3 separate regions of the Mus musculus genome follow, and regions 2 and 3 are each linked to region 1. A link is a loop called in an ENCODE intact Hi-C map of the cell type or tissue named here. Cell type or tissue: heart. All regions are shown on one strand. Links, peaks and the distances in the headings refer to the core of each region. The heading gives the core; the rest is flanking DNA.

The links. A loop is a pair of places that touch in the nucleus more often than their neighbours do. Peaks named below come from ENCODE experiments on the same cell type or tissue, not always from the same donor. Only the 100,000 strongest peaks of a DNase experiment are listed, where the experiment ranks them.
Region 2: it touches region 1 in a loop (2.5-fold over the local background); 5 of 42 quality-filtered maps call a loop at or near these places.
Region 3: a loop joins it to region 1, with 4 times the contacts of the local background. A loop is called at or near these places in 16 of 42 quality-filtered maps.

The regions. Positions count from the first base shown.
Region 1 is chr2:26,139,175-26,144,963 of GRCm38, forward strand. It overlaps Tmem250-ps (transmembrane protein 250, pseudogene), which reads right to left and starts at 1,332. Exons shown (of 2, transcript NM_001256521.1): 1 at 965-1,332. In heart, for the core only: a CTCF peak has its summit at 2,989 (motif pointing left); DNase peaks (open chromatin) are centred at 1,357, 2,827, 3,287 and 4,597; H3K4me3 peaks cover 1,686 bases; H3K27ac peaks cover 1,868 bases.
Region 2 is chr2:25,929,140-25,934,928 of GRCm38, forward strand. It overlaps Camsap1 (calmodulin regulated spectrin-associated protein 1), which reads right to left. Exons shown (of 18, transcript NM_001372499.1): 16 at 5,081-5,196; 17 at 4,452-4,570; 18 at 1-889. The coding sequence ends at 587. Among named protein-coding and RNA genes, the nearest start is that of Camsap1, 51 kb to the right of the region's middle. In heart, for the core only: a CTCF peak has its summit at 2,546 (motif pointing left); no DNase peak of the experiment used is centred there.
Region 3 is chr2:25,839,553-25,845,341 of GRCm38, forward strand. It overlaps Sohlh1 (spermatogenesis and oogenesis specific basic helix-loop-helix 1), which reads right to left. Exons shown (of 8, transcript NM_001001714.1): 5 at 5,710-5,789; 6 at 4,934-5,120; 7 at 4,372-4,448; 8 at 3,443-3,807. The coding sequence ends at 3,605. Among named protein-coding and RNA genes, the nearest start is that of Sohlh1, 4.8 kb to the right of the region's middle. In heart, for the core only: no CTCF peak of the experiment used is centred there; no DNase peak of the experiment used is centred there; H3K27me3 peaks cover 790 bases.

The DNA of each region.
Region 1 (5,789 bases), core at 545-5,544:
GTTTCTTGAAGACCCACACACCCGGCTACTGGTTGCCCAGTACTCCCCATTACTTCCATAGTGACTTATAACAGTCCCCTTCAAGGACACTCCATGCAGAGTCACAAGAGGACTGGGATGAAGGGGGTGTCCACATAGCAAGCCCCTAAGGTTACTTGCTGGGCCTGAACTTTGGCATTATTTTGGCAGGTTACCATCTCACCTCCCACTGATCTTGCTCCGTAAATTGAGGCACCAAGACCTCTTCCCTGGGGCTGCCTGTACACAACAAAAGCATTACTGGCTTATCTAGGCTGGACATAGTGTCAGAGTTCTCCAAACTGGGACACAGAGAGGAGAAATGGCGTGTGGTTCCTTGTTTCACCAAGCAATTGTCATTCGCAGCAGCCTATGTTAATTTGCATATGGGGGAAAAAAAACACTAAATTTCAAACTATGGGACACTAGAGACCAAAAGTTGGTAACAGGACAGGGCAACATCGCCAACAGGCTTTTGCGACTTCCACTCCAACGGCTTCTGTCACCGCCGTAGGTCCTGAGCAAATGGCCGCCAGCGCAGCTGCGGCCGAGGCGCAGTGGGAGGAAACCTGTCCCGAGCCGGGGAGGCTTAGCTATGTTTTACCCAGCTAGACAGGGCAATGGCCTCATTCAGGCGTGTCACTGGACACCGCACAGGAGGGGGATGCGGTCTGCAGCAGGTGTACTCGGGTGGAGGTGCATGCCATGGCGCGGCCCGGCGCGGGGCACGCGTCTCTGAGCACGGGACCCTAGAGCAGGACATCCAGCTCTCCAAGGCCCGCTAACTCGGCGCGTGGAGATACGACCCTCACTAGCCATAGGCTACGCGCGACCCCGGCCCTCAGCCCGCGTTTTCTGCGGGCGCCACTTCCGGTGTCGGGGCGCCGTTGCCGTGGAGACGGCCCTTAGGTCCGTGGCCGGTCCCCGCCCGTCCTCGGCGGCTCACCCGGTGCCCTCTCCGTGGCGGTGCCGGTGTCCGGAACCATGCGGCGGGCCGACGGTGCTGGGGACCGGGCCTGCGGCTGAGCTTGTGCCCCGGGGGTGCGACGCCAAGGCGGGCACATGCCGCCGAGGACGGGGTCGCTTCGCGCGGCCCTTCAGTTGCCCCCGGCTGGCTCTGGCCCGGAGGGGAGGGCGCTCCCGGGCCGGGCCCGAGGCGTTTGTCCCAGCGTGGGAGCCGTAGTGTTGTCCCTCGGCGGCCACCGTAGCACGGTCTTCACGCCCCCTCCGCCCGCGACGACACGGTGAAGCCTCGCAGCGCCCACCGCGGGCCCGCGCGGAGCATCCAGGAATTCCTCATTATCCGAGGACGCGCACTAGCGTGCGCGCGCCGTGAGCCGACCGTGACGTCATTGGCCCGCGGCCTCAGCCGGAGCGTGAGTTTAGCTCTCCCGCGCAGGCGCAGATGGGAGAACTAAGGGCGAGGAGGCTGGTCCTCTCCGTGTCAGTGCGCGTGCGCGAGTGTGGGAGGGGCTTTCTCGCTGTGGTGTGAGCTTGTCTCCTTTCTGGTGGTGCGGTGGAGTTTTTCCTGTGTCCCAACGCGCGCCGCTGGCACCCAGAGAGCAGTGACGGTTGCAGATGAAGCGATCTCGTGCTTTAGGGGTACTCGCTGTAGAGCACAAGGATCCTGGAAGCGCCAAAAGAAAGAGTTAAGCTGGTGTGTCACCGGTCTAAATGACCTTGCCAGGTTCCTGCAAGCAGGTGTGGTAGGTTTCAGTTAAAAGTTGATGTGTGCGTTTGTTGCTAGGATGTGGAGAGAAGGTTGGGTCAGGCCATCATCCCATGACGGACCGGAAAGTAGCCTTACAGGGTTATCCTACATTGACCCTCCTGCTTACCCAGGCGTCAAATGCAGGCTCCCAGGGAAGAGAAACAGACCCTTTGCAGGAAAGGGGAACCTAGGGCTGGCTGCAAGGCACCTTTGCACTTCACAGGGAACACTTGGAGGCCCCAGCCCACGCAAGACCAAGAGCAGCTACAGGCAGTGGCATGTGCACATCCTGCCAGTACAGCCCACAAATGAATGAATAGATGTAAAAATAAGTGAATGTGCCATATGTCATTATACTCTCTTTTAATCACAGCACTCCAGAGGCAGGCGGATCTCTGTAAGTTCTATGCCAGCCAGGTCTTCTTGGTGAGAGTATGTCAAACACATCTTGGGTCAGTGAGATGGCTTGTGGGTAAAGGCACTTGCCACCAAATTAACAATCCTTGGTACCCACATAACAAAGGTGAAAATTGATGCCCTCCTGTTGCCCTCTGACTTACACACACACACACACACACACACACACACACACACACCATGCACACAGAAGTAATGCTTACAATAAGTCTAAGTCAACTGGAGCCCCTGGACTATGTGACCCTGTCTCGAAACAATAAGAAGCATTTCCTCCCCTGGCCTGAGTTTCTGTCACCCTGGAGTGATGATCTTCTGTTTTCTTGATCGTCCCCTCCTTTAGCTCCCCCCTTGGTTCTGTCCCTACTAGAGATGTCCAGTTTCTCTACTTTTTCTGTCCCTCTGTCCCTTTCCACTTGTTCAGCCCTGTTGCTCCTGTAAGAGCCCTCAGAGTCCTCTACACCTCTGACTTTGAGGCTCTCTCCCTCTGAGGTTGGGCAGGTAGCTGCTGCTGACAGCTCTTGGCCTCTAATGTTGGACCACTGGACGGAGACTGAAAGCACCCTGAACGTCTCACTAAAGGATGCTTCTTGTGACCTCTACTCTCTTGCTTTCTGCTAGTTCTTGGAAGTGTTGGGTACCACCACCCACGAACTGATTCCAGAATGATCCAGACCACAGCAGGGTCATCCCCAAGGATAGGATCCAATCTCAGTTGTTCTGTTTGCTATAGGACAGTCCCGCCATAGAAAGTCTACCTGAAGTCTGTCTGTCAGCTTCCACCCTGCTATCTGCTCTGGGCTTCTCAGTGGGCAAGCACTGGACAGTGGCCTGGCGCCACCTGCTGGGACTGTGCACGGCATGTCCCAGACTTTTTTTAAATTTTTATTTTATTTTATTTTATTTATTTATTTTGGTTTTTCAAGACAGGGTTTCTCTGTGTAGCCTTGGCTGTCCTGGAACTCACTTTGTAGACCAGGCTGGCCTTGAACTCAGAAATCTGCCTGCCTCTGCCTCCCGAGTGCTGGGACCACCACACCTGGCCCCAGACTCTTAAAGACCTACAGAAATGAGAGGAAGGTATAGTCCAAACCCAGGCACGGGGCCCATGGGACTGAGGCCATCTCATTTGTGTCTGTGGCTGCCTTGGTGCCATCTTTACAGAACAGTCAGAGCCGGGTAGCATCAGGACCCAGTGGCCTTCGTGCTGTCCGCACTGCCTGAGAGTGGGTGCAACCCTCACTTGAAATGATGCTTTCCTGCCAGGCAGTGGTGGCGCACGCCTTTAATTCCAGCACTTGGGAGGCAGAGGCAGGCGGATTTCTGAGTTCGAGGCCAGCCTGGGCTACACACAAAGAAAGAAAGAAAGAAAGAAAGAAAGAAAGAAAGAAAGAAAGAAAGAAAGGAAGGAAGGAAGGAAGGAAGGAAGGAAGGCTGTTTTCTTCACTTTGAGCTTCTCTCCTCTGTGCTGAGTGAGGAAACAGGCCATTTGAATCCATATAAAGCACTTCAAGGACACCAGCTCAGCCTCCCTTTCACTGACAAGGTGAGAGATTTTTCTTAAGTTTACTTGCTATGTGGCATGTGGTCCTTCCACATCATCTTCACCTCAGATGCCAGCTCTTGCACCATGCTGTATGTAGCAGGTGTCACTTGTCAACTCTGCACACTCTAGCCACTGTTTGCTGGAGGCTTAGTCCTTCCTGGTCCTTGGTGACTGAATTTCAACCTGAGACAGTGATAGTTCTTGATAAAATCCCCTGGTCTCTTGTATCCCTGACACAATTACTTCTTTACCCCAGGATTCCAAGATGGGTGCCCTTCTTGGGCTGTCGTCATGGTAGAAATGACAGATGTTTGCCAGGAGGTGGTGGTGCACACCTTTAATCTCAGCACTCTGGAGGCAGGGGCAGGTGGATCTTGGAGTTCGAGGCTAGCCTGGTCTACAGGATGAGTTCTAGGATAGCCAGAGTTACATAAACACTGTCTTGAAACAACAAAAACAACAACAACAACAAAAAGAAATGGTGCTGAGTAGGCTGCCTGCTCTGTGTCCCAGCCACCGCTTCCAGCTAGGATTAAAGACTCAGCCTCCCTGGTCTCAGTCCCCTTGTCTGTAAAGTGAGGAAGCAGTGCATAGGCCCTCACAGAAAGTTGTGGACCTAGCTTTGTTGGTCCAGTAAAGCTGGCAGAAGATGGCCTGGCCCACAGCAAGGCACTTCTCTTCCTGCTGCTCCAGAAGCAGCATTCAGGTAGCCCTGTATGGTCCCTTCTGTGAGGACAACACTTCATATTGCCCAGAGCTCACTGAGTGACTTAGGAGGCCAGGTCACAGAGCTCACTGTGGTACCCTCCCTGCCCTCACGGACTTCTCCCAGGAACTGGAGGGATGGCATAACAGCTGACAGTTGCCACCTTGAGCCCTGTAGGGAGAAACTGAAGGCCTCTGGCCAGCAGCCAATGCCAGCTTGCTGTCTGCAGTGAGATGATGACCCAGAAACACTGCCAACCTGAAAACACTGCAAGTCCCTTCACCAGCAGACAGCTCAAGCATCCTTTCTGCAACCTGCAGAAGTTCCTGGCTTGTAGAACCGAGAGGGAGAGAAGACCCTTGAGTTGAATTATGTTCTGCACACCTGTATGTTGACGTCCTAACCCTAAGGGTGTCAGCATGTAACTATTCGGAGACTTGAGGCCTTGAAAGAGGTCAGTACTGTAAAGTGGAGTCTCTATGGTGATAGGTCCTAATCCAAGATGACTGGAGATCATGATACAGACAAACATGCAGAGGAACACACACATGCATGTGTGCACACACAGGAGGGATGCCCAGATGCCGTGAAGGCTGGGATGGGAGGCAATGGATACCTGTTGGGTAAACTGCCTCTCTCTAGGCGTTTGTTACAGCAGGAGGTGTAGATTAGTCCATTCCCCACCCCTCCTCCTCTTTTTTATTTATTTTTTATTTTGGTGGTGCTAAGGGTTCAGCCAGGATTAAGCATACTAGGCTATGTTGTATTTCAGTGAAGTCCACCACTTTCCATGTGATGTCACTGACCTCAGGCAAGGATCGTCCTGAGCTTATAGGCCACACAGGCCAATACAGTCCACAAGACACACAGGCCACCCTTGTTTCCCCGGGTTAAGGGAGGGCATGTGGTCCCAACACCCTCTGTCCCTCATCATTCAAAGTCCTCCCACACTGTCTGAGCCACTGCCCTGTGCCTTAGTCATCCTGTGAGTTATTGCTTCTGCCTGCCCAGAGTCTTAAGTGAGAGGCTTCTGGGCTGCCTCTGCTTTCTGCTCCGCTCTGGTGTAAACATGCACGGGACAAGCTCATTCCTGTCTGTGGCTGTTTGGTGCCATTCTAACAGCATTCAGGGCTGGGGAGCTGTGTCAGGAACCCAGTGGCCCTCTTGCTGTCTGCACCATCTGAGAGCAGACGCAGTCGTCCTTTGAAACAAGTGTCTTTCTCACTTTGAGCTTCTCTCTTCTGTGATTTGAGTGAGGAAATGGGCCACATTAATCATTTAAAAAATTTTTTTGATTTATTTATTTATTATATGTAAGTACACTGTAGCTGTCCTCAGATACTCCAGAAGAGGGCATCAGATTTCGTTACGGATGGTTGTGAGCCACCATGTGG
Region 2 (5,789 bases), core at 185-5,184, 210 kb before region 1:
CAGTAAACTTTTTCTGAGCAGCAAGGAACAGGTTTTTTTTTTTCTTTTCTTTTTTTCAGAATCTTAGAACTGGATATAAAGGTTGGCAGTAGACACAGTCAATAAATATTATACAATTTCTAAAATGAAAAAGATTTCCCATACGAACTCCTTTTATGAAGACATTCAAACACCCTGACCCGAATGAGCCTTGGCCCTATAATCACGCACGATTACAGCTGGCCAACATGGGGCATCAGGCAATGTGCACAGGGGTGAAGGGAGGCCAGAGAGCAGATCACATTTAACTTATTCTGAAGAACTTCAAGTGAGGGGCCCACAGGCCAGGATCTCACTCCATGGTGTCCCTTATTCTGAGGATCTCAGTGGTCAGCAGGGCCACAGCAGCCATGCCCATGAAAGCACAGGACTCACTCCTGCATATGTCATGCCCAGCATCCATGTGTGCAGGGGAGAGAGCATCTTCTCTGTTCTCTAGGAACCGCTGTAGAAAACTGTCCATGGCTCATCAACTTCGTACCAAGTAGATGAAAATAATAAATAGGGATCCCGTCAGCACAACCTCTCAGAGTCCTGGTTGCCATGGTCACTTACGAGTCTGGGTCTTCTTTGGCACCGTGGGCCGCTTGGGCTGCCACAAGTGGTTATGGATCGTGAGTGCATCCACGCTGACTGACATGGTCTTGGCTGGGATCAGGTTAAACTGCTTTCGGTCTGAGCTGTATTTATATAGTTTGTCAATCATCTTCTTGGTGATGCTTTTTGGCCCCGTGCCAGTGAGTTTGTAGATTTCTTCAGTGTCGGGTTGGTAGCAGTAAAGTGCCCTGAACTGGCAGCCCGCATCTCGGAACAGAATAATATAGTGGTTGGCATCACACTTCTCCAGCTCCTGGGGAGTAGGAAGAGATGGAAAACACTGAATGTCACTCTTACACCCTAGATTCCCATTGTTGTCCAATGGGTAGGTATTGTTCCAAGGCAGTAAGGGTCCAATAAACATCCTCTTTTAAGACAGACAAAACAGGTTCAGCACAGCCTCCCCACTCAAAAAAGCTATGGCTGGCCAATGAGATTTTACTAAAGACTCTGAGCAAGCAAGGAAAAATGCTGCTGAGACAAACTGAGGAATCATATAAAAAGATGCTTCACAGCTCCATGCTGTGGAGAAACGTAAATCAAAACCAAGTGAGCACCAGTTCACAATGAATGCTAAAATAAAGAAGACTATGAGGGCAGATATGAAATGATGTAGTCAGCTGCTCTCCACAGTGGACGTGGAGTCTGTTCTCAAGGAAACTGCGAAAACTGTCTGCGGCTCATCACACTGTACCAAATGACATCCTGTGACCACACTCTCTCCAAGTCCTGACTACCATGGCCACTTACATGTCTGAGTCTTCCTTCTATATGCAAAGTCAAGAATAAGGACATCCAAGGAGACAGACCGCATGTAGACCAGTGACTGAACTAAATACACAGAAACCTACTGAGTGATGGCTTTCAAAGGGTAGCATTTGTGAACTAAAGTCTAGATTTTACCCCTCCCCCTCCAGCCAAGACAGGGTTCTCTGTGTAGCCCTGGCTGTCTTAGAACTCACTCTGTAGACCAGGTGGGCCTTAAACCCAGAGATCTCCCTGCCTCTGCTTCCTGAGTGCTGGGACCAATGGCATGTGCCACCACATCCCACTCTAATAAAGCTATTACCAAGAAAGAACCTGCAGCCAACAACCTATTGACGTTGCTACCAGGCTTTGCTATGCAGTGTGTGAGAATACAGTCCTACATTGTGCACTCCTCCACATAAACTCTCGGTATCAGCAGTTCCTGAGTATGGTGGGGGCTCCTGAACTTTCCTGGCATCAGACTGCAGTGTTATAATCTCAGCCTACCATCTCCAGTGAGTGCAAAAGAGACTCTGAGGCCACCCAAAAAGCAGGGTGTGCCAGACCAAAAGGAGGTCCCAGTTCTCGCCCATAAAGCCGAAAATTTAAGAGTTATAAAAATATAAAACAATGGCTTATCTTTGCTTCAGAAGAGACAATTTCCAAAACATTTGATTTTGCCAGTGTAATGTAATGGGCTTATTATTGTCTATCCTTTGTAGTATGTACATGTGTATGATGGAAAGGGTACACGTGTGTAGGTCAGAGGACAACTTTTTAAACTGGTTCTCCCCTTTCAGCTACGCATGTGTTCCGAGGATCAAACTCATGCTGTCAGTATTTGCTGAGCCACCTCACTGACCCAGAATGTTTTGCCTACATGTTTGTCTGTGTACCACATGAAAGCCAGAAGAGGGCAGTGGTGCCCCTAGTATTAGAGTTACAGACGGTGGTGACCTGCCAGGTGGGCCTAAGAGTCAAACCCCAGCTTCTAGAAGTGCAGCCAGTGCTCTTAACCATTGAGATCTCTCTCCAGCCACTATCAACCTACAAATGTAAAAAATTAAATAGAAAAAGAAAACTAAGTCTGTATACAATACTGACCTAACCTATATGAACGGTGTTTAAACATGGCTGAATGAGCTCTGGTCAGGAAGAAGAGCGCCACCTGCAGGCATGGCAGCTGTTGTGTATCAGGGTCCCTCACCCATTTCCTGGAGTGTGGCTCTGTAAGGAAGCTGGTACTTAACTTCCTGGGTGTCCAAATCAATGGCTGACAGGAAGGCTCCTTGTACTGAGCTGGCTGACCATCACATTAACTCTGCCTTCCCTTTAGAGTTTGGAATTAAGTTTTACATGGCTGACTAGGTACCATGTGAAAGAATACAGTTGAGTTAAAAAATAAGAAACACACACACACACACACACACACACACACACACACACACAGGGGCTGGAGAGAAGGTTCAGCACTTAAAAGCACTTCCTGCTCTTTCAGAGGATGGAGTTCAACTCCTGGCACCTCATGGTAGCTCACGACCATCTGTAATTCCAGTTCTAGAGGATCCAACACCTTCTTCTGGTCACACGGTGCCCAGACATACAAACAGGCAAAATATCCATAACATATAAAATAAAAATAAATATTTTTAAAAGAAATAAAACAAAACAAAACAACAACAATAATAATAATAATAATATAAAGGATGTATAGCAAAGTCTTATGGAAACCCACTAATTTCTAACTTTATTAAAATATAAAAAATTTTAAGAGGAATTTTAAAGGAGTGGAGATGCCCTGCAAAGTTCCTCCCAGGAAACCCTGTGTTATTAAAACAACAGACCTCAGTGTCAAGCATGGAATAGTTCCTTACAAGGAGGCCAAAGGCCCCCAAACATAGATAGAATCCTGCCATTGTCCTTGGCTGCATACTCTCACTAGACGGTAAGACCCTACTGCTGAAGATGCAGCATATTATGCTGGCTGCAGTCCTCCCTAGGCCACTGCACAGGGCTCACCAATACACACACTCTAAGCATTCACTGTGCGGATGTGGCCTCCCTCCCAGCACACATACTCACAGTTCCCAATTGTGAAGAGCATGTCAAACCCTAACTTTGACCCTCACTTTCTAACTGTCTCCAGACTCTTGAACTTGAAAGGCTACTAACATCTCTCATCTTTTCTTGTTCTCTCTCTCTCTCTTTTTTTGAGAGTCTTATACTATAGTCCAAGCTAGCTTCAATCTCATAGGAATCCTCCTGCCTCAGTCTCTTAAATGCTGACATTATAGGCATGAGCAGACACAAAGCAGCAAACCAGCAGACACAAACAGCCTCAAGGAAGTGACAACTGACACAGGAAAGACGAGTAGTTTTCCACCTGACCCAACTTTTCAGTTCTTGGTGACTCAGGTGCCCAAAGTGCCTCCAAGGCCCACCCTTCTAACTTCTGCCTTCAGCCATGGGCACTCACTAGCAGGACAGCAGAGTCACCTGCCTCTTTTCTGTCTCAAGTGCACTGCCATTTAAAAATATCTACTCTACTCTGGGGACAAAGTGGGTTGCTGGGTGGCACGGTACTTGTCTACTATATATGCATTAGGCTCTGTGTTCCACTGTCAGCACCAGAAAATAAAAACAGAAACAAGTCACATCTATAGCCACAGAAACAGTCTCCTCTCCCCCCAGGAATGTGGCCCACTGGACCAGGTCCTGGCCCTCGCATGGCCAGCACGCCATACCTACCATGAACGGCTGAAGAGGATACCTCTTATCTTCTATGTCTAGCTCTGAACCAAATGAAACCATTAACTGAATTAGTAATCCACCTTTCTGACAAAATCCTGTTCTTCTATGGGGTCTCCCATAACCCTACAGAGAATTCTGTGTTCATGCTTCAGGACACACACCCCTCTACTTGATAATTAGGAGAAAAAGACTCCATGGCTATTCAGTAACAGGGTAGCTTAAAATAACAGAAGAGAACATACCTCTGGCATTAACAGCAAAGGCTAACAGAATTTATTTTTATTCTATGTATAACCACCATAAAATTTGACACTTGCCTCCAATATTGAATTCTTGTGAGGCTCATTCACTTTTCCAGCCAGACAGCAGTGGGAGATGGCATTGTGAATAATTGGTTTGTTTGATTTGCTACTGGGCTCCTTAAAGAGTTTAGGACCTAAGAAAACCAGATCAAAAATTGCAAAATTATTAACAACAAGCCACAAATACACACAAAAGAGCAACACTTTTCTCAGAAACAAAATACAATTATGCATTTCTGAAAACAGACCATAAAGACCTCTTCTAATCTACTCAGAAGAATTTAAAAAAAAAAAAATTAAAGTACTTGTTGCTACTTTCTGACCTGAGTCTCTTTACTATACAAATTACAAACCCAGAAACCGGAAAGTGACCAGGATGTATGATCCTGCTTTATCTCTGCTCTCAAAAGAGTAAGGAGTTATTATTGCCCACGGGACAAATAGAGATAAGATCAGGGTCTCTGCTGTGTCCCTGCTGTGGACAGCCAGCAGTTAGAGATAGCTCTGACACTGAGTATATATTGAATTAAAAAAAAATAAAACAAAACATTTTAGGCCAAAATAAAGATATATTTTAAAGAGTGCTATCTATACCCAAGTGCCTCTGTGGGCAATATACCCTAAAGATGTTGTGTGGCTGTTACCTGTGTACTCAGCCACAGAGGCCAAAGAGGAAGCTGCTGATGCAGTCTCCCAGTCTCGGTCTGTGCTCCGACTGGGGTTGCGGCTCAGGATAGGTAAAGCTTCCAGTGATTCAACTCTGCAGGCAGAAAAAGACAGGGTGCTCAAGCTGCAGTTCTCCTACTTCTCCATGACAACCATACATTCAGGGCAAGATGCATGCCCACAGCTGCAACAGGCAGGGCCTTTATGTGAAGGTAGAAGATTTGGTGAGCCTTTGTCAACCACTGCCAGAGGGTGTCACCATGAGTGCAGGGAATGACTGACGCTGGCTCAGGTACAGAGGACCAAGTACAGGAGACTAACATCCACCAAGCAAGGGATGAGACCTAGGGAAGGAGGGGCTGAAATGGGGCTAATCTAAAAACCTATGCATGCCTCAGCTACTCTCTGACTCCTAGCAGGTTGGGGCTGTACATGCAGGGATGCTGGATCATGAACAGTAACTACCAAGGCCAAAGCCTGTGAAAACTGTGTAGAAGGTCACTCTCTCGGTGAACTGTCAGGGATGGAGTAGAATCTAGCTAGACAACCAACTCCCAAAACAAAACTAAAAGAAGCACCATTCAAGGCTGCCTAGGAGTCTTCCAGAGTCCAGGAGACAAAACCCCACTAGACATCAAGGAGGAATGAAAGCTCCTCTCCACAGACAGCATTCACAAGATGCCACTC
Region 3 (5,789 bases), core at 185-5,184, 300 kb before region 1:
ACTGCCACATCTATGAAAACCAGAAAGAATCCAGAGAGCTACCACCCTGGAAGCCACACTGCAGCCAGGAGTGTCATTCCCTGAGACTCTGTGACTGCTAACCTCTGGAGGACCTCCTTCAGGCAGGAATGTCACCTGAGAAGCGCTGTGAGTGCCACAGCCCCTAGACCATTCTTCAAGCAACCCCAGGGTCACATCTGGCTGGCTGAAAGTCATGGGAGGACCTGCAGAGCATGGGGACCACTAGGTAAGGACACTGAGGATGACCCCCTGAAGGCAGGGACAACTGGCACCCTGGAACCAGGATGCAGCAATTACATTTCTCCATCTGCAGTTTCAGATGCCTGCATCCCAATATGACAGCCAAGAGAAGGGAGGACATGGAAGTATAGTCCAGAATGCACACATGCACACGCACATGCATATATCCATGTGTGCCTGTGAGACATGCACATGCTTGTACACACACCCCTCCATGCACATGTCCCACAATGTACACACGTCTCTACAACCTCACTCCTCTGCCAAAGGACACATTCAGAGCTTCCAGAATTCAGACGTCTGTTCCTGTGTGGCTCTCCCAGTTGTATCAGGAGCATAGGCAACCCTGCTCTTTCCCATCCCTCCTTTCTGAGATCCAGATATGAATTTAGCACGAATGCACAAAGGGAACGTGGGCTTCATGAAAGCAGAACTGTATAGTTTCACAGAACTGTGTGAAGTTGCTGGAGAGGTTTAGAGTGGAATGAGGCACACTTCTAACTGCCAGAAATCCCCTTCCCACAACCATCCTTGAAGCCCATGCCTACAAAGAACCCACAGAAGGAACCCAATACTCTTGAGTGCATCACATGGCTCAGCTTCCCCTACAAAGCATGCAGGCTATCTTCAAACCCAAGTTGAGGCCCATGGACAGAGAAGTCCTAGCCCCTCCCCAAGCCTCTGTCATCATTGCTGGGCTGAAGTCACATACATAGGCACTGCTGCTCAAATTCATTGGGGATTCCAAAGGAATCCAGCAGTCTGAAAGTTCCCAGAGAGTGCCTCACTTGGGGTCTAAAGGGTGATCATGAACAGTGCCTCTGGATGATTCCTGGACCCCCCGAAAACTATGATGCTAGTGAGGCCCCCTCCCACCTCACTGGGATTCCCACCCCGAGACACCACTCTGAGAAACCCCACAGAGAAGGCAGCACTGCGATGTGCCCTCCATGCCACCAGACTGCATGTCCCCAAGCTTTGGGGGTACGGTAGTTGCAGAGCATTGGGAGATAATAGTGGCAGGGATGAAATGTGGCCATTAACACCCCAGAACCCGGCTTTCAGGCAGGTGGGACCTTTCCCCCAAGCAGCTAAACGTGCAGAGTGGCCATCGTGCAGAGGGAGGGGCTGATTCTCAGGGGGTGTGGCCAGGTCCACACTCTGGGGCCTGGGAGGAGCCAAGTGAGAGATTCTAGGGTTCTGCAGGAGGAAATGGATGATGGAGTAGTGTTGGAGCAGACCACCCAGGCTGAGGCCCACAACCATCAGCAAGAGTATCTGAGATACTCATAGTCTCCTAAACCCAGCTAGACAGTATCTATGGCAACCTCTGTCATCCAGACTAATAGTTTGGGGGGGAGGGGGAGGTCAAAGTATGGCCACACAAGGAACCACATCCATACCTACAGAGCCTAACAGGAGTGGACACCATGGCCACACATCTGAGCCAGGCAGCCCTTCCTACGCCATGAGGGGTGGGGTCCGAAGTACCCAACTCTCTTGCATTGAAGTACTACTGAGAGAAAGCTGACCTCAATCCCAGGGCTCTGGGGGCTGTGCCCCTGCTGTCCCAAGCCCTGTGGTCTCCCATCACCTGATCAGGCAGGATCTGTGATCTCTTACTTCTGGTCCACAAGCCAGGCTGGGCCTCGGGTTCATTCTTAGCACTGGCTCAGAAAGAAGAAACCACCTGCCTCCTGGCATTCCTGTGTGGGAATTCCTTCCATCCCTGTAGGACCTAAGTCATGACTGTGAACAAGGTAAGTTCCCTGACTCTCAAGTGCCATGGGTGAGGCCACACCTGACCGCAGAGACCCCGAGGATTTAAGGGGTCCAGGGGAGAAAGCAGCCCCAGCGATGGCTGAATACATTCAGCCTATCAGCCTGGAAGGGTAAGACCTGAATCTTCCGTGACCTGCCTCTAGGTGGACAAAACCAGAAGGAGCAGCAAGCCAAGACTAAGGTTGTGAACTGTGAATTGTGGGACATGTCCCAGGCCAGGGGAGCAGTCACACAGCAGGGTAGGTATAGATGTTTGCCTCCAAAGACCTCAATACCTACCCTCCTGTAGCCTATGTGCACACACCCTAACATGCATGCCTGCATACACACAGACACACTGCATACATACCTATATGGGTGCACAAACACACATACATGCCTGCCTGCCTGCCTTAGCATCCACAGTATGCACACACAGACGTGGTAGTCTTCTAGAAGACATGAATCCACGCAGTTGGAATTGATGGATAAGCTCAAACATCGGACAACCAAAGTGAGGCTACGCTTCCTGTGCTCAAGGAATCTGGTGTGAGTTTGGCACACTGGCAGCCAGGAATCTGGAGGCCACCCCCTCCTCTGAACAAGGTCTTCAGCCCTGTAAACCACAAGAGTTGGTGGTGGCGAGGACCTGGGGGATGGGGGTGGACAGCTCTGCTCAGCACCCACCTGGGACCACAGTGTCCAACACTCAGGCCCTCGTGGTCCACCATGTGCTTCTCTCAGCTCCTGGGGTGGTGTGATGATGTCAATGCTCACAATCCCACGCCACCTGCTCCTGAGCTGTCTGCAGTGACTCATGGGAATTAATGGAACATTCCACTGGATGTGGGGGCAGCCTGATGGGAGCTCTGATCACACATTCAAGGTTCTTGATTCAAGGATGAATCAGGCTGGGCTGCTCTGGCCCCAGAACAGGGACTGGGGTGGGGTGGGGTGGGGTGGGGGAAGTCCCAGGTACCCGGAGTGTCTCCAGATGTTGACAGCAGGACAAGCCCTCAGCTTGCCCAGGAGAACAGGAGAAAGACAAATACCAATCGTCAGTCTGCCCATGGCAGCCCAGTGTGGAGGGGTGTGGGCTCGATGCAGAGTGTCCCCAAGAGCCCATGTGCAGCCAAGTACAGGGGTGACTGGCAGTAATAGGGGACCAGACCTTCCCTCAGGACATGCTGAACTGAGGGAGAGGACACTGGGGTCCCCAGAAAGGCTCCACCCAACTCAAACACCTGACCCCAGGAAGGAGGAGGAGGAAAGCACTGGGACAAGGCACAGAAGTAGGTTACTCAGGGATCCTACCAAGCTGAGGACCTCTGCTCAAAGACCCAGGCAGCTGCCTGTGCTCTGAATGGAGTTGGGGCAATGTGCCCAATGAATCGGATTAATTACTCAAAAGCCAGGGAAATTTTGTTTCTGCCAGAAAAACCACTTTCCTCTTTAATACAAACTCCACTCACAGCCCTGCCAGGCTCCCTCAAATTAGGCCTCAGCTGCAAACCAAGCCCAAAATACAACACCCAGGCACAGGACAGCTCCCCAGCAAACTAAACTCTGGGGGACTCAGCTATCAGGGGAAAAAGTCAGGGAAGATGCTGTCCGCTTCATCCTTCAGGGCCAGGCCAGGGCTGCCAAAATCCAAACCCCACAGCTCTCCAGGACCAGCCTGGAGCTCCTGGGAGCAAAGCTCAGGGTCTCCGATGAAGCTTGGCTCTGCCCCATCCACTGGGCTGCTCCTGGCAAGGGCTGGGCCTCCTCTGCCCTCCACCGACCCTGGAAGGAAAAGAAACATCAGTAAGGCAGACATGTACCTCAGACACTGGCCAAAGACTGGCCACAGCATGGTAGGGGTTCCCATGCTGCTAGCACAGTGTCCATTCTAGGTGCCTGTTGCCCCTCTGTGAGAGAATGTGAACCCCATTTCTCTCCTCCCAGGGAGGTAGGATGATGCCAAGTCTGGTGACCTACTCTCATGCCTCAGGAGATGCTGCTCTCCATGCCAGGACCACAGAGGTGTTCACTCAACACCGGATCCTAAAGATTGAGGAGACGCAGAACACCTGACTTGTCCTGGTGCCGACCTAGGAACTTTACTGAGAACACCCAGGACTCACACAGCCATTTGCACATATCATGTGCTCACGTCATTGCATATGGTCAGACGTTACCTCTGTCCCTGTCTGTCATCCTGAACATAGCTAGATGCGGGGAGATGATTTGGGGACCTTGGGTCAGAGAGCAAGCTGAGATCGGATACGGTCTCCTGGTCCTGGCTGGCTGGACACAGGCCCCAGAGCCAGGGCTGGTGTGGGGGAAAGGCAGCCTAGGCTCACTCACCCAACCACCAGTCAGGATTGGTGGTCATCAGAAAGGGTGCTCCATCCACCACATCGGACCCTGCCCCTGTGGTGTACCTGGAGATGAAAAGATCCCCAAGTCGCCACAAGTGCACCTAGACACTAGAAACCAACAGAAACACAGCCCCATCCTGCAAAGGTCCATCAGAGTCCACGGAGGCTGACTCCAACAGGACCAAGTGTAGAAATGGCAGCCGAAGGGCACAGGCCGTAGCCATTGGGCTCTGCTGAACAGAGATCTATGCTGGCTTCTCCAGCCACAGCCTCATCCCTCCCTTTGCCTCCCACATCCCAGCTGGTGTGTGCTCCCCAAACACAAAATTATTTCACCATCAGCCCAAACAAAAGACAATTAGGAGACAAAAATGTTTTAGGAACACATATCAGAAAGCCACATGGTGAGTCTGGCTTGGGCCAGCTGCCTGGGCCTCCTCTCAGTGTGGTGTAGAAGTCAGGACCAGAAGCTTCCAGAAGTGGAGAAAAGCACAGACTAGTGCTAGGCCATAGGCAGGCCAGTGACACACATACTCAGAAGCACCCACCTGGCATCAGGCACAGATGCCAAGACCAAGTTGGCCTCCTCAGCCAGCATGCCGGAAGATTCAGGGTCCCCGGCCAGGGATGCCACCTGGTGTGACCCACCAGGAACAATGTCACTTGCCTCGGGAGTGGCTGGCTGCCATGAGTGAGGGATCCAGGGTGGGAGCCCAGGACCCAAGCTGGAAGACTCTTAACAGGGAGAAGATAGGTTAGCCCACATGGCTTAGGCCAGCTACTGTCCTACAGTGTGTGCATATGAAAGCCAAAGGTACTTGACAACAGGTGACCACGCAGGGCAATGTCCAACTCTGTGTCAGGGCAGGTTCCTGGAAAAGTAGTCTCTAGGCCTTGGATTGCTCACATGGGCTCCAGTCAGGAGTCCCCTCAGCACTGCTCCTATGAGCTTGGTCAAGCTCCTTCCTCCCTCGGACCAGCTGACTATCCCCAGCCCCTGTGTATGCGGCTGCTTAGAACCCCTGCCGGCCAGCTGAGACTTGTAGACACGGCAAATATAAATGATGGGAGACATTAACATCCAAGAAGGGCAAACTGGCATGAGAAGCAGCCCACCTGGTGACTCACTGGTACCTCCTGACCAGGGCTTGGCACTGGAGAACAAGACCCCGTGCACTAGAAAACAGCTAGAAAAGCTGCAGGCCTCACAACTGCCCCGATTTCAGCAGAGGCAGAGGCGAGACAGTCAGCTGTTCTAGACTCTGGACATGGGGGAGGTAGCCCTTTCAGCCACAGCGATGGTCATTTCAGGGCCATAGGTTACCTGGCTCACTGAATGACAACGCGCTCTGGCGATGACCAGGGCAGGAGGAAGGTCTCTCCAGCAGCTCTGACTCTCTCTCA